2 separate regions of the Mus musculus genome follow, and region 1 is linked to region 2. The links are chromatin loops, found by intact Hi-C in ENCODE. Cell type or tissue: heart. All regions are shown on one strand. Each heading gives the region's core, and the rest is flanking DNA. Links, peaks and the distances in the headings are about the cores only. Region 1 holds the start of Fzd7 (frizzled class receptor 7). Region 2 holds the start of Als2 (alsin Rho guanine nucleotide exchange factor).

What was found. Peaks named below come from ENCODE experiments on the same cell type or tissue, not always from the same donor. Only the 100,000 strongest peaks of a DNase experiment are listed, where the experiment ranks them.
Region 1: it touches region 2 in a loop (2.4-fold over the local background); 4 of 42 quality-filtered maps call a loop at or near these places.

What each region holds. Positions count from the first base shown.
Region 1 is chr1:59,480,876-59,487,916 of GRCm38, forward strand. Fzd7 (frizzled class receptor 7) reads left to right here and starts at 1,272. Exons shown (of 1, transcript NM_008057.3): 1 at 1,272-6,080. The coding sequence starts at 2,085. The coding sequence ends at 3,803. In heart, for the core only: CTCF peaks have their summits at 3,050 and 3,249; DNase peaks (open chromatin) are centred at 2,026, 2,696 and 3,126; H3K4me3 peaks cover 2,500 bases; H3K27ac peaks cover 2,500 bases; H3K27me3 peaks cover 1,559 bases.
Region 2 is chr1:59,235,004-59,242,044 of GRCm38, forward strand. Als2 (alsin Rho guanine nucleotide exchange factor) reads right to left here and starts at 2,228. Exons shown (of 34, transcript NM_028717.6): 1 at 2,152-2,228. It overlaps Gm33667 (predicted gene, 33667), which reads left to right and starts at 2,352. Exons shown (of 2, transcript NR_168353.1): 1 at 2,352-2,750; 2 at 3,682-4,019. In heart, for the core only: a CTCF peak has its summit at 3,131; DNase peaks (open chromatin) are centred at 2,288, 2,808 and 3,078; H3K4me3 peaks cover 1,677 bases; H3K27ac peaks cover 1,332 bases.

The sequences.
Region 1 (7,041 bases), core at 1,849-4,348, 250 kb after region 2:
ACGATTCAACTTGTCACTTTCCTGCATGGGAATTCATAGTATTCATGATATTTCTTGCTGGCTCCTGTGAGAGGGCAGAGGCCCCTTAGTAACTTCTGACCGGTCGGGGCAATCAGACAACGCGCACGAGCGCCCAGTGCCTGGAGCGGGGTTAAGATTTGACCAAGAACAAAAGAAAGCTTGCCAATCAGAAAATGCTACCCCACAAGGAAAATAACCCCTCTTTGTGTCTCGAAAGCCCTTTAATTAGCAAATGCCCTGCTTTCTAACGCGCGTTAAAACATTTCTATGTAGATTCCAAATGGAAAGATCAAATGGTTGCTTCTGCAACGAAGAAGGGGTCCCTGAAGGCCACACACCTCAGAAAAAAAAAAGGAAAACGGGGCAACCGAAGGCGCTCTGTAAATCGTACAGAGTTCCGAGGCCCTCGGTCTCAGGTTACTTTCATAAGCATTCCCCCAGAGCTGCCTTGGAGTTAAAAAAAAAAAAAAAAAAAAAAAAGAGCCTCTTGGGCTCCCCAGGCTCCCAGCAGTATGTCCGGGAGGGGTGGCAGGCTCGTGTGTGCAGCGGATCCCCAGCTCTGGGCCTTCTCCTCCGAGGGTCTGCACTTCCTCCCGCCACAAGTCCGCCCCTCGGCCGACTCGGGTTTCTCCCTCCAGGATGCCCCCCTTTTTTGTAACTGGGGGAGGGAGAGGGAATTGTGCCTTCACGTGGTCGGTTGGGGTAGGGGAAGAAAAAACGATTCTTAGTCGCACCCCTTTCTCGACTCATACTGATGCTAACCAAAATTCTCCCGCCCTCGCCTGCCAGGCAAGGCTAACGTGACTCCGGGTCACGTCTTTCTGCCCTGGTGCTGTACTATTCTCAGCTTCTCCCCAAAGCCTTCGGCGAATGCCCCCTTTTGTTCGGAAATGTGTATTTTAGGGTACCCGGAAGAGGAACCAATCTTACAGGCAAGTTCCCTTTCTGGTGCGTTTTTTTCTCCCTTGAGCAAATTCTGGGTAAAAGTTTTTCCTAACTTTTCTCTCAGTCCCCCGCCCCTCCCCTCAGGAATCCGCCCAGAGCTCTTTAAGCACCGCCTTCCTTGTTTCCTCGGCCGCCCCTTCCGACTTCCACCCAATCGGAACAGGTCCACAGAGAAAACAAAGCGCGCTATTGGATGTCCAGAGGGCTCGGGGCCCGCCCCCGGAGTGGTTTGTGAATGGGGGGAGGGGAGGGGGCGGGGCGGCCCGCAGCCCTGCAAGCCCGACGCTTCTTCTAGCCACCAGTGCGGCTCCCAGGCGTTACTCCGCGCTCCTTCCCTGGCGGGCGGTGCTGGACGCGGAGAGTCGCGGGCTGGGACTGCGCGGGGCAGGAGAGGCCGGGTGCAGGCAGGCCGCGGGTGCAGGGGCCTCGGCGCTTCGGATTCCGTGCAACTCCGTTTCCAAAACCAGCTTGTCCAGCTCTTACCTCCCGAGCACCGATCAGACTCAAAGCGAGAACGAGCCATTTGACTTGAAACTTGGGGCCGACCTTCCTAGGACTGAAGGAGGCTCCAGAATCAGAAGAGGCGGCTGCAGTGGCCCGCGGGGCCTCAAGGAGAGAAGGCGGAGCAGCACCACCGAGGCGACGGCCGGGGCGAGCAGGCAGGGACGCAGGGCGCTGGCCTGGCGGAGGCCTGGCTCGGTTTAGGGGACGTGCGTATCGGCGTGCGCCCGGGGCTCGAGAAACTTGGGCAAACTTTGAAGGGTAACCGGAGAAGCTTGTTGCTCGTCGCCGCAGAGAAAGCCGCACCGTTACGTCTCGGCGGGGAGGGTAAGGCGACACCCCTTCCCTCGATCCCCCACTCCAGGCCCAGGAGTTTGAACCTCCGGCGGCTGCGTGAGTGCCACGCGGAGGCGGCTGCGGCGCCCCCTCGGCTGGCGGCCTCGCCCCCGCTGTGCAGGCACCCTAGCACCCTCGGCTCCGCGCCGCCCACGGCCCGGCCCCGGCGCCGGGAGGACTCTCATGCGCCGGGCGCGGCGGCGCCTCCCTGTATCCAAGCCTCTCCCCAGCGCCTCGTCTTTTTCCTCCAGCTGAGAACGCCGCTGCACTCGCGACCGGCGATGCGGGGCCCCGGCACGGCGGCGTCGCACTCGCCCCTGGGCCTCTGCGCCCTGGTGCTTGCTCTTCTGGGCGCGCTGCCCACGGACACCCGGGCTCAGCCATATCACGGCGAGAAAGGCATCTCGGTACCGGACCACGGCTTCTGCCAGCCCATCTCCATCCCGTTGTGCACGGATATCGCCTACAACCAGACCATCCTGCCCAACCTGCTGGGCCACACGAACCAAGAGGACGCGGGCCTCGAGGTGCACCAGTTCTACCCTCTGGTAAAGGTGCAGTGTTCTCCTGAGCTACGCTTCTTCTTATGCTCTATGTACGCACCCGTGTGCACCGTGCTCGACCAAGCCATTCCTCCGTGCCGTTCCTTGTGCGAGCGCGCCCGACAGGGCTGCGAGGCGCTCATGAACAAGTTCGGCTTCCAGTGGCCAGAGCGGTTGCGCTGCGAGAACTTCCCAGTGCACGGTGCCGGCGAGATCTGCGTGGGGCAGAACACGTCCGACGGCTCCGGGGGCGCGGGCGGCAGTCCCACCGCCTACCCTACTGCTCCCTACCTGCCAGACCCACCTTTCACTGCGATGTCCCCCTCAGATGGCAGAGGCCGCTTGTCTTTCCCCTTCTCGTGTCCGCGCCAGCTCAAGGTGCCCCCCTACCTGGGCTACCGCTTCCTAGGTGAGCGTGACTGCGGTGCCCCGTGTGAGCCGGGCCGTGCTAACGGCCTCATGTACTTTAAAGAAGAGGAGAGACGGTTCGCCCGCCTCTGGGTGGGTGTGTGGTCAGTGCTGTGCTGCGCCTCGACGCTCTTCACGGTGCTCACCTACCTAGTGGACATGCGTCGCTTCAGCTATCCAGAGCGACCCATCATCTTCCTGTCGGGTTGCTACTTCATGGTGGCAGTGGCGCACGTGGCAGGCTTCCTGCTAGAGGACCGTGCCGTGTGCGTGGAGCGCTTCTCGGACGATGGCTACCGCACGGTGGCGCAGGGCACCAAGAAGGAGGGCTGCACCATCCTCTTCATGGTGCTTTACTTCTTCGGTATGGCCAGCTCCATCTGGTGGGTCATTCTGTCCCTCACTTGGTTCCTGGCAGCTGGCATGAAGTGGGGCCACGAGGCCATCGAGGCCAACTCGCAGTACTTTCATCTGGCCGCGTGGGCTGTGCCAGCGGTCAAGACAATCACCATTTTGGCCATGGGCCAGGTGGATGGTGACCTACTCAGTGGAGTGTGCTACGTGGGCCTGTCTAGTGTGGATGCATTGCGGGGCTTCGTGCTGGCGCCCTTGTTCGTCTACCTCTTCATCGGGACGTCCTTCCTGTTGGCCGGCTTTGTGTCTCTCTTTCGCATCCGCACCATCATGAAGCACGACGGCACCAAGACAGAGAAGCTGGAGAAGCTGATGGTGCGCATCGGCGTCTTCAGCGTGCTCTACACGGTGCCGGCCACCATCGTGTTGGCCTGCTACTTTTATGAGCAGGCCTTCCGAGAGCACTGGGAACGCACCTGGCTCCTGCAGACTTGCAAGAGCTACGCTGTGCCCTGCCCTCCGGGCCACTTCTCTCCCATGAGCCCCGACTTTACAGTCTTCATGATCAAGTACCTGATGACCATGATCGTGGGCATCACTACGGGCTTCTGGATCTGGTCGGGCAAGACCCTGCAGTCATGGCGTCGCTTCTACCACAGACTCAGCCACAGCAGCAAGGGGGAAACTGCGGTATGAGCCCCGGTCCTTACCCACCCTTGCCTCTTCTACCCTTTTACAGGAGGAGAGGCATGGTAGGGAGAGAACTGCTGGGTGGGGGCTTGTTTCCGTAAGCTACCTGCCCCCTCCACTGAGCTTTAACCTGGAAGTGAGAAGTTATTTGGAGGTGAGAAGAGATTTGGGGCGAGAGATGGTTTTGAGAGGAGGCCCAGATGAAAAAAGGCAAAGGCAGTGGCCGAAAAGACTTCTGGCTAAGACTTGCAGGACGATGCTAACTGTGAAAGATATGGACCGGCTAGGGCCTAAGGGAAAGGTTGAGACCAGCAGAGAGAGAGACTGGTGAGGTTTTCAGGCGCCAGAGATGAGCCAGGGCTGTGAGTCCAATCCCCTGCTGCAAGGCAAGTGGTTGTTCTCACTCTAGTGAAGGGGGGCTGGGAGGGGAGGGTGATACCGCTCTGTCTGTAGCCTAGGCTTTGTGGCCAAGATGGGGGGGACCTCCTGCGGTGCCCTTGTCAAGTGGTGGTCAAACCATAATCTCTTTTCACTGGGGCCAAACTGGAGCCCAGATGGGTTAATTTCCAGGGTCAGACCTTACAGTCCTCCTCCCGGGCCCCCTCCCGCCTGCTTTTCCTTCCCTACTCCTTTCAAGTCTAGTAAAATAAGCATTTGGAAGGCCGGGCCCTGCCTGCTAGAGTCCTAGCGTGAAGTTGGTTTTCAAGAGGAGGCCAAGAAGGCGAGTGGGAGATACAGTCTGCTACTTTTTAATTTGTTGCTACTTTTTCATTTTCTAGGGAAGGCAGAGAGAAAAAGAATGTTTTATTTGGTTTCATACCCTGAAAAAAAGTCATGACTTGTTGCTTTTCAAAACAGGAACGCATTCACACACACACACACCCCATCCCACCCCCCTTGTCTTTGTTGTAAGAGACAAAGCGGGAAACAAAAGTGTCTCCCTGAGGAAAGGCCTAACTGTGAAGCCAGCAGCTTTTACAGGCAAAGCCACAGAAATCCGAGGTTTTCCTTTGGTTGTTAATTTGGTTGAGATAAACATTCCTTTTTAAGGAAGAGTGAAGAGCAGCTTTCATACCCATTCAGGCACACGTTCTGACTTGGATAAAGGAAATGCTAGGAGTTTTGTTATTTGTTTTAAACAGATTTAATTCAGAACACATGATCTAATAGACTCGTTTGCTTAATGAAATCTCCTCCCATTCTACGCCCCCATAACCCAAATTTTGATTTTTCTGCCCCCTTCCTTCCGTCCAATTTGGGATTTTTGCTGTTTTTGTTTTGTTGTGTTTTGTTTTTCCTCCAGACAGGGTATCTCTGTGTAGCCCTGACTATCCAGGAACTGGCTCTGTAGAGCAGGCTGGCTTTGAACTCACAGACATCCACCTGCCTCTGCCTCTCAATTGCTGGGATTAAAGGCATGGTCCACCAGGCCTGGCTCCCCTTCCTAATTTGTATCTTTCAAGACATAACGCTCACATTAGTAAAGATAAAAGACAAAAATTTTAACTTAAAGGTTTAAAAGCATTTTGCCCTCATTTTCTTGTTCTAGAGATGTAAACATCTATCTATCAGACACATGAGCTGACCCTTTCTCTCTCTGGTTGCATGAGGCGAGGGCAAGAGGAATGATAGCGAAGGAAGAGGAGAGTTTGAGTCAGGTTTCAAGAAAGTCATTAAGGGAAGGTGAACTTCAAAGTGATTCTGGAGTTCTTTGAAATGTGCTAGAAGACTTACATTTATTAATCTTAAATCGTGTACTTCTCTTTTTTTCCCTGCAATAGAAGTCTGGTTCTTTGGCATAATGTAAAGCTGAGCAGAGCATCATGGGAGTTGACCTTTACCCTACCTTTGACACTGACTGTCCTCCAATTTTGCAATGTTCTTCAGTTTCTCAGAGCAGTTTTTAATGCCAGCCAGGGGGGGATTGTCGGGAGGACAGATTACTTCATATGTGTCCTGTTCAGTTGAATGGAGCTGCTTTTACAATTAAAGTGATCTTGTATTTTTTAAACTTTCAAAGTGATCTCACCTGTCAGAATTTTTTTAAGCTGCCACTACACAGGTTTGGCATCTTTTGTGTTTTATCTCTTTAAGTGCATGTGAAATTTGTAAAATAGAGACAGTGCAGTATGTATATTTTGTAAATCTCCCATTTTTGTAAGAAAATATATATTGTATTTATACATTTTTACTTTGGATTTTTGTTTTGTTTACCTTTAAAGATCTACAATGAAGCCCCACTTTATCACATGTACAGATCACGAATAAATTTTTTAAAAAATACAAAGTGAATGTTTATTTACTCTTCCTGAGATAGTAACCAAAGAATAAAACTTTTACGTGGGAAGGAGGTGGAGCGAGTGTGTGGGGTGTGTCCTGTCACATAGTACCTTAGCGAGGGTCACAAAAGCTTTTGGGTTTGCTTTGTTCTCATTCTTGTTTCCTGTTTCCACCACCACCTCCTTATTTACCTCTAAGCCAGCCGTTCTCAACCTGTGGATTGGACCCCTTTGGGGGGTCACATATCAGATATCCTTCATATCAGATATTCACATTATGCCTCATGACAGTAACAAAATTACAGTTATGAGGTAGCAAGGAAAATTGTATGGTTGGGGTCAACACAGCATGAGGAACTGCACTAAAGGGTTGCAGCCTTAGGAAGGCTGAGAACCACTGCTCTAACAGCCTTTTCAGGGAAGCTTTTGAGGACCGACTAGAAGTTTAGAATCCAAGTCTGATCTGTAGTTTACTAACCTTAGGAATCTAAGCTCGGGTTTGAAAGGACTAGAAGATATTTTTGCTATTTCTACTTTTCCCATTGATTGTCTTGGGAAATGTGTGTGTTGTAATGCACCTTATCTAAATTATTGATATTTAAATGCTTTGAATTCAGGTGATAGGGAAAAGTTTCCATGCTTCCAGATGAGCGCAGGGGTCACCTTTGTGCAGAACACTCAGCTGGAGGCTTCCCTGAATCTTCTAGGTAAATTGAAACAGGCTCAGCGGCTCTCCCCAGGGGCAGTGACTCAGCAGCTCAGCAGGACTAGTCTCCACGCCTGACCCCGAGCTGGCCTCGGAAGACACTGCTCTCCTTTGCTGCACTCAGAGAGGCTAACTTTGGAATCAGACGCGCCTGGGTAGCCCCTCAGGGAAATGGTGAAGGCGTCTCAGACTCCCAGTTCTAAGCCTGAGAGTCTTTCCATTTGCTTCTTGTTTAGTTCAGGTGCTGATGATACTGTAT
Region 2 (7,041 bases), core at 1,727-4,226:
CATATACATTAAATAAATAAATAAATCTTTCAAAAAAAATAAACGTAACTCCGCTTCATTCAAAATTTCTTTCCTACTTTTAAAAAACAAAAGGTCACTATGGAGCCTGGCTCATGATATACTAAAAGAAAGTTGTTAACTATAAAGAGCTAATATATATTGGTCATTTCTGAGGGTCCAGGCATAGTAATAAATGATACATAAACCATACATGTAGGTACTAATACCAGAAAAGTCCAGTGCAGAGATAAGGAAACTGAGGCAAAGAGGCTCAAAGAAAGATGTTCAAGGTATTTCTAGATCCAAAGCCTAGGAATTACCACTATGCCTCTATTACTAAACAGAAGGTTAAAATATTACAATTCACTCTTTGTATGGCAAAGCCCACTTGTACTTGGGATACTAAGGCAAGAAGATCTCCACAAGTTCTAGGCCAGACTGGGCTACACAGTGAGTTAAAGACTGTCCAACTGCCCAAAGTTGGGGTATGTACGGTGGGACACCTGTAATCCCAGCAGCCCAGAAGCTAAAGCAGGAGGATGAGAGTTCAACACTGGCCCAAACTACAAATCAAACATTATCTAAATAGATGAATGTAGTTTTTAAACATTATTTAATTTTTCTTCCCAAATTACCTGTCTAGTACTACTATAGGCTAAAGAACCAAAAATATAAAGTAAACAAGAAATCTTTCACTGATTTCATTACCTAACACATTGTGATGGCTGTTCCTGGTTGTCAACTTGACTACATCTGGAACAAACTACAATGCAGAAATGGATGGCTCACCTGTGATCCAGATCTTGAGGCTAGACTACACAGGCTTTTGACCCACATCTTGACATGGGACAACACAAGTCTTGAGGCATAGTGGTCATGAAAAGCTTAGGCCCAGGCAAAGTAGAACACGCCTTTAATCCCAGGAGAATGAGGCAAGCAGATCTCCGAGTTCAAGGCTAGCCTGGGACAAAGCAAATTCCAAATCCAGGGGTAATGGCACACACCTTTAATCTGGGTCACACCTTCTGCTAGAGGCCTACATAAGGACATTGGAAGAAGGAAGGCTCTCTCTCCTTTGCCTGCCTGCACTCCTTTGCCATCGAATCTATTGGAACCTACTTCTTCAGGATTCCAGCTTATCCAGAAGACCAGCTAAAATAACTACCCTCGTGGGACTGAGCAACTATTAGATTCTTGGACTTCCCATTCCCGTTGTTGGGCTAGTTGGACTGTAAACTGTATATCACTATGATAAATTCCCTTAATATATACATTTCATAAGTTTTGTGACTCTAGAGAACACTAATACATACAGGTATATGATAAAAAACAAAAAAGTATGGCCTACTGTTTTTTTGCATTTTTGTACCTGCTCCAAATAAACCTACATCACACAAGTTTATCCTTGACAGTCATTTAAAAAACAGATACAAATATAAGAACAACAGAGTAACAACCTTAATTTGGGTACAGCAGTCAGTTAATCTATAAGAAAGTGCTGCTCTTGACCACCCAATTCAACCAGTGTGTTTTCCCTCTTTGGTAACCACAGAAGTACTAAACAGTAGCTTGCCTCTACAAATCTACAGTTGCTTGTCTGCAAATAGCCCTGTTACCTGGAGGACCAACATCAATGTGAGGACCATTTCCTCAAGATCGCTCCAGTGTTCTTTCCTGTCTTCACGATGATTCCTTTGATGACTTGATACATTTAGGGATTTGGTCAAACTACCACTGATTAATACCAAAGTCCTTTTCATTTTCAGCAAACGCTGTTTCAAACCACAGACCCTCCCCGCCCCCCTTCACTTTTCCCCACGATATGCATCCTGGGGCAAACCCACCTAGGACACTCAGCAAGGTTCACTGTCTAGCCAGCTGGGCGCCCACTGTGGGCATTCAAAAAACCCTCTGAGCGGATGGGCGTAAGCAGCGTGGGTGGAGGCGGGAAGAGGGGACCCGAAGGAATGCCACACAGCTCCGACCACGGCAGTGGGGCGCTGGGACCCGGAGGGTGGGACCCGGGCCGAGCCACCACGTCCGGAGCTCTTCACAGGCAGGCGCCGTCCCCGCAGGCCAGCCCAGCGCGCTCCCGCACCTCCGCCGACCCGCCTTCGAACCCAAGGACCGCCCGGACCCGCGCGGGCTCACCTGACGCTCCCGCAGCTCCGCGCTCTTCTCCCGGCGCGAGCCCGACTGCACCGCGGGTACGCGAGATCAGCTGATTCATGGGGGCGGGGCCTCCAGGTAGGGGCGGGGCCTCCGGCGGCGGGCTGGAGAGGCGGGCCCGCAGAATGGGTGGAGCTAGGCAAGAGCCGGTGACGGCGTCCGACAGGGATCAAGATTGCTCCGAACGCATCAGTGACTGCAGGCAAACCATTCAGTCAGGGCAGAACCAATCGTCCTAGGGCGGGCGCACTTTAGAAGCAACCGAAGACTCAGTGAAAGGACCTAACTCAATAAGCGTTTCCATGGTAACGATAGGCCGCGCTTGAGGATGGAAACTACTGCAAGTTTTGTTACCTCCTCAAACTGCGAGAAATGAAGAGAAAATCTTACCTATCAGAACATGGCTGCACACGTCTGTAATCCCAACATTTGTGAGATGAAGGCAGCAGGATCAGGAATTCGAGGCCAGCCTTGAGAACGTGTCTCAAGAGAAATAACAAAAGTGAAAATACGAGCTACCTTTAAGCTGCATGACGTCATCTCTTCCCGAGTGTGCCTTTGCCGCGTGTCCACCTTAAACGGTAAAGAGTAGGAAGAAACTATTTCCTCAGGGCTCCTCAATATACAGCGTTAAAATTGTTTTTGCTTGCTTCTTAGTCTCACTACCATCCATACTTGTCACGGTCGCAATCCTCCCGCTGCACCCCTAAGTGCTCCCTTGAATGTTTTGTGTAACAGATGCTCTCAGAACACAAGCCAGAGAGAAATCTGCTGCTACAGAGTGTGCATCGCGGAACCTACAGAGTTACATTTATTTACTCATTAAAGATAGATATATTCCCCGAATCGAATGCCCCTGCGTACAAATTCCCAACTGGTTCCTCCAACTCAGGGTCTCTCACCAGAGCCTTATCAACTTCAGTGCTAGAACAGAAAAGTGTACAGCCTTGAGAATGGCGCCACCAAATGGTACAAACCAGGGATGTCCTGCAGTTAATGAAGCCTGGACTCTGGCCGCCCTAACAAGCTACCTGTCCTCCATAACACAGCTAAAAAAGACAACAGTGAAAGAAATTTATTCAATGAGACTGCACTAGGAAAAAGAACTAAGGGGCTGGTTCAGTAAACCCCCTAAGTCTATCTTTGGAGCCTTGACATAAGTAGAAGGCTCAAGGTGTGATCTTGCCCATGGTAAACACATCTTGGTTGGTCCTGCAAAGCAAACTGACAAGTTGTCAGAACTAAGAACCAAGCTCTCCTGATGGTTTGCACCCAGAAACCCAATCTCTTCCTTCTCCAGTGAGACTCTTGAGGAAATCTAGTTCTTTGGGGCCCATTATCCTGTTAGTCCACTAGTCAAAAGGAGGGGCACACGTGTCTCTCCTCAGAATATCTTCACTCCTCTCAGGATGGTCACACAGCTTCAGCTGAGACATCCGTGTGGCCAAAGTATTTCGGAGCCTACACCAGTCATTTATACACTAAGATCTTATCTCCTAATTCTCTCCCCAGGTAACCTTGCCCTCGGGAGCTCTCAATCCCTTACTGAGCTCTACCCTGCCCGCCTCCTTTGATAAAAATGAAAAATAAATGTCTTCATCTACAGTTCTGAGGCAAGAGAGACTCCCAGAGGTGAACTTCCTTCATTCCCTCTAGCTGCTACCAAAGTATCCACCTGCAACTGAAGTCTTCCTTTTCCTGTCCTGAAAAGAAACGTTTTGTCCTCTCAGGCTAATCCTGGCCCTGGAATTAAGGCATCACCCTTCTTATCCATTTTGAGACTCACCCGCTTTTTTAAAAAAAATGAATGCAACCCCTCATCTTTCTCCTCAATAAAATAAGTCTCTGTGGTTTTGTTTTTAGTTATTTTTCTTCTACCTCACCTCCTTTGCAACCTAACATTCTACCTCCATTTATTTGTGTTTTGTTTTGTGTTCTTGTTTTTCAGGACAGGGTTTCTCTGTGTAGCTAGATGCTTAGTTATGTTATTTTAGCATACTTTGTATCACCCATGTGGCCTTTCAGAAATATAAAGAGTGATGAATATCACATTGTCTTAGGGTTTTACTGCTGTGAACAGACACCATGACCAAGGCAAGTCTTATAAAATTAAAACAAACAAACAAACAAACAAACATTTAATTGGGGCTGGCTTACAGATTCAGAGGTTCAGGCCATTATCATCAAGGTGGGAGCATGGCAGCATACAGGCAGGCATGGTGCAGGCAGAGCTGAGAGTTCTATGTCTTCATCCAAAGGCGGCTAGTGGAAGACTGACTTCCAGGCAACTAGGGTAAGGATCTTATGCCCACACCCACAGTGACACACCCATTCCAACCAGGTCACACCTATTCCAACAAGGCCACACCTCTACATGGTGCCACTCCCTGTGGATATACAAACCATCACACACATCTATCCTTATAAAGTGTATATTCAGCCCTGGAAAAATAGGTTTAAGAATGTCCCCAAAACAACCAGACTGCTGGCATTGCTCTTGGTTGCCACTCACAGTAACAAGATGGTAAGACACTATACACTTTTTTTTTTAAAGATTTATTTATTTCGTGTATGTGAGTACACTGTCACTGTCTTCACCGGAAGAGGGCATTAAAGATGGTTGTGAACCACCATGAGGTTGCTGGGAATTGAACTCAGGACCTCTGGAAGAGTCAGTGCTCTTAACTGCTGAGCCATCTCTTCAGCCTGACACTATACACTTTCATCACAAGAAATGAAACTCATCAGGAATTCATCAGGAAACGTATTCCCTAGCAGCTAGTTCTCAAGGTGTCAGGACAGTTTTTATTTTATTTTATTTTATTTTATTTTATTTCTCCACTTCAGGAGAAAAGATAATAATTGTCTTACTCATCACAGAACCATGCATGCTACAATACAGACTTGCCGGGCAAGATATGCCCCTGGGGTAGTAGTGGCATTGCTGTTTAGGGTATAACCAACTGTTTTCTAGTTTGAGTTGAGACCTGCTCCAATGGAGGGAATTCATTCCTCATACTATAAAGCCCATGGCTGCAAAGGTCATAAGCCCTAAAGGAAATCTACTAGTGCTGTTTTCCTGATTGTCAAAAACCTGCCTTAAGTATTTGTGTTTATACCTCTAGCTTAGTGGTTCTCTTAGATAAGAGAAGCTTCTCTTTGCAGTGAGGAACAGATGCTGAGATGCAATGAGGTCCAAATGCTGAGAATAAGTGACTATTGAATGTTCACTCTAAGAAGGATGTCTCTATCACCATCTGCCCTGCAAGGAGCAGAAGAGGCAGAAAGAACAAGAGAGTCTGCAGGTGGGGAGGATGCTGTGAAAGGCTCTTCTAGACACCTGGTGGCATTCCTGAACTCACAGCAGCTGTGGTTCCCTGCCCAAGATCAAAACAGAACTTTAGCACTGACTGGGGAGGGCACATAAGGTTCCACCTAAGATCTATTGGAAGCTGGTGGCTACTGAGGGGGAGAGATTTATTTTTCTTTGGGAACATAGCCACTGGTAGATTGCCCCTTCTCTAGTGAAAGGCCTCACATCCATACCCATGAGAGCAGCAGCATTAGTTGGACTCCATTGGGGAGAGAGAGGAGAAAGAGAGAGAGAGAGAGAGAGAGAGAGAGAGAGAGAGAGAGAGAGAGAGAACATGCAGTTGGGAGGCAGCACAAGGGGAGCAGGAGAGAAGTGGGAGTGAATACAATCAAAACACACTGCATACATACAATAGTTAAAACTATTACAAAGAGGACAGTAGGGCTAGAGATGCTCAGAAGTTAGGCGTGCTCACTGCTCTTCCAGAGGACCCAAGTTTCGTTACAAGCACCCACATGGAACAACTCCCAGCTGCCTCTCACTTCTGGCCTTCACAGAGGTCTTCACACACATGGCGCTCATACCCAGTGATACACACATACACATACACATAAATAAAAATTAACCTTGCCAAAAATATGGCTACCCCTGAGAGGAGGACATGGAACAGGAGTGTCCAAAGAACTGACTGCCCATTCTTTGACTTAATCATGTGCTTTTTTAAAACCTTTCTTTTGAGGAGGATCTGTTGGTTGGTTTTGGTTTGCTTTAGTTTTTGGTTCTCTAAGACTGGGCCTCATATAGCCCAGGGTGGCCTCAAATAGTGGAACCAAGATTGGCTTTGAATTCTTGGTCCTCCCACTCCCTACTTCTAAGTGTTGAGATGAGGTCTGTCCCACCCTGTTTCAAGACTGGCAAACATGAAAACAGACACAGCAGCTCAGTGGCACAGAGCGTGTCTGTTGCCCACAGGGCTCTGGTTTTGATCCCCATGTTCTAAGGAAACCTCAGTTTGTGTGGTGGTCTGAATATGTTTGGCCCAGGGAGTGGCACTATTAGGAGGTGTGGCCTCATTGGACTAGATGTGACCATGTTGGAGGAAGTGTGTCACTTTGGGGATGACCCTCCTCCTAGCTACCTGGCAGTCAGTCTTCTCCTGTTTGCCTTCAGAACAAGATGTAGAACTCTCAGCTCCTCCAGCACCATACCTGCTTGGACACTGCCATGCTTCCCGCCATGATGATAATGGACTGAAATGCAGAACCTGTAAGCCAGCCCCAAATAAAAGTTGTCCTTTATAAGAGTTGCCTTGGTCATGGTGTCTGTTCACAGCAGTAAAACCCTAACTAAGACACCTTGCTTTAAATAAACAAGGAGCAATGTGAGGAGAGAGGCCACAGGGAGAATCCCTGAGGTGACAGGTGTGGCTGTGGAGCCTTCTGAGACCTTCCATGCCAACCCAGTCACCAGCTAAAGGCAACAGAGAGACACCAGCTAATGACAAGTGATCCAGAAAACACAGCTTTGTACAAGCCGTGTCTGAATTTCTGACCAATTCC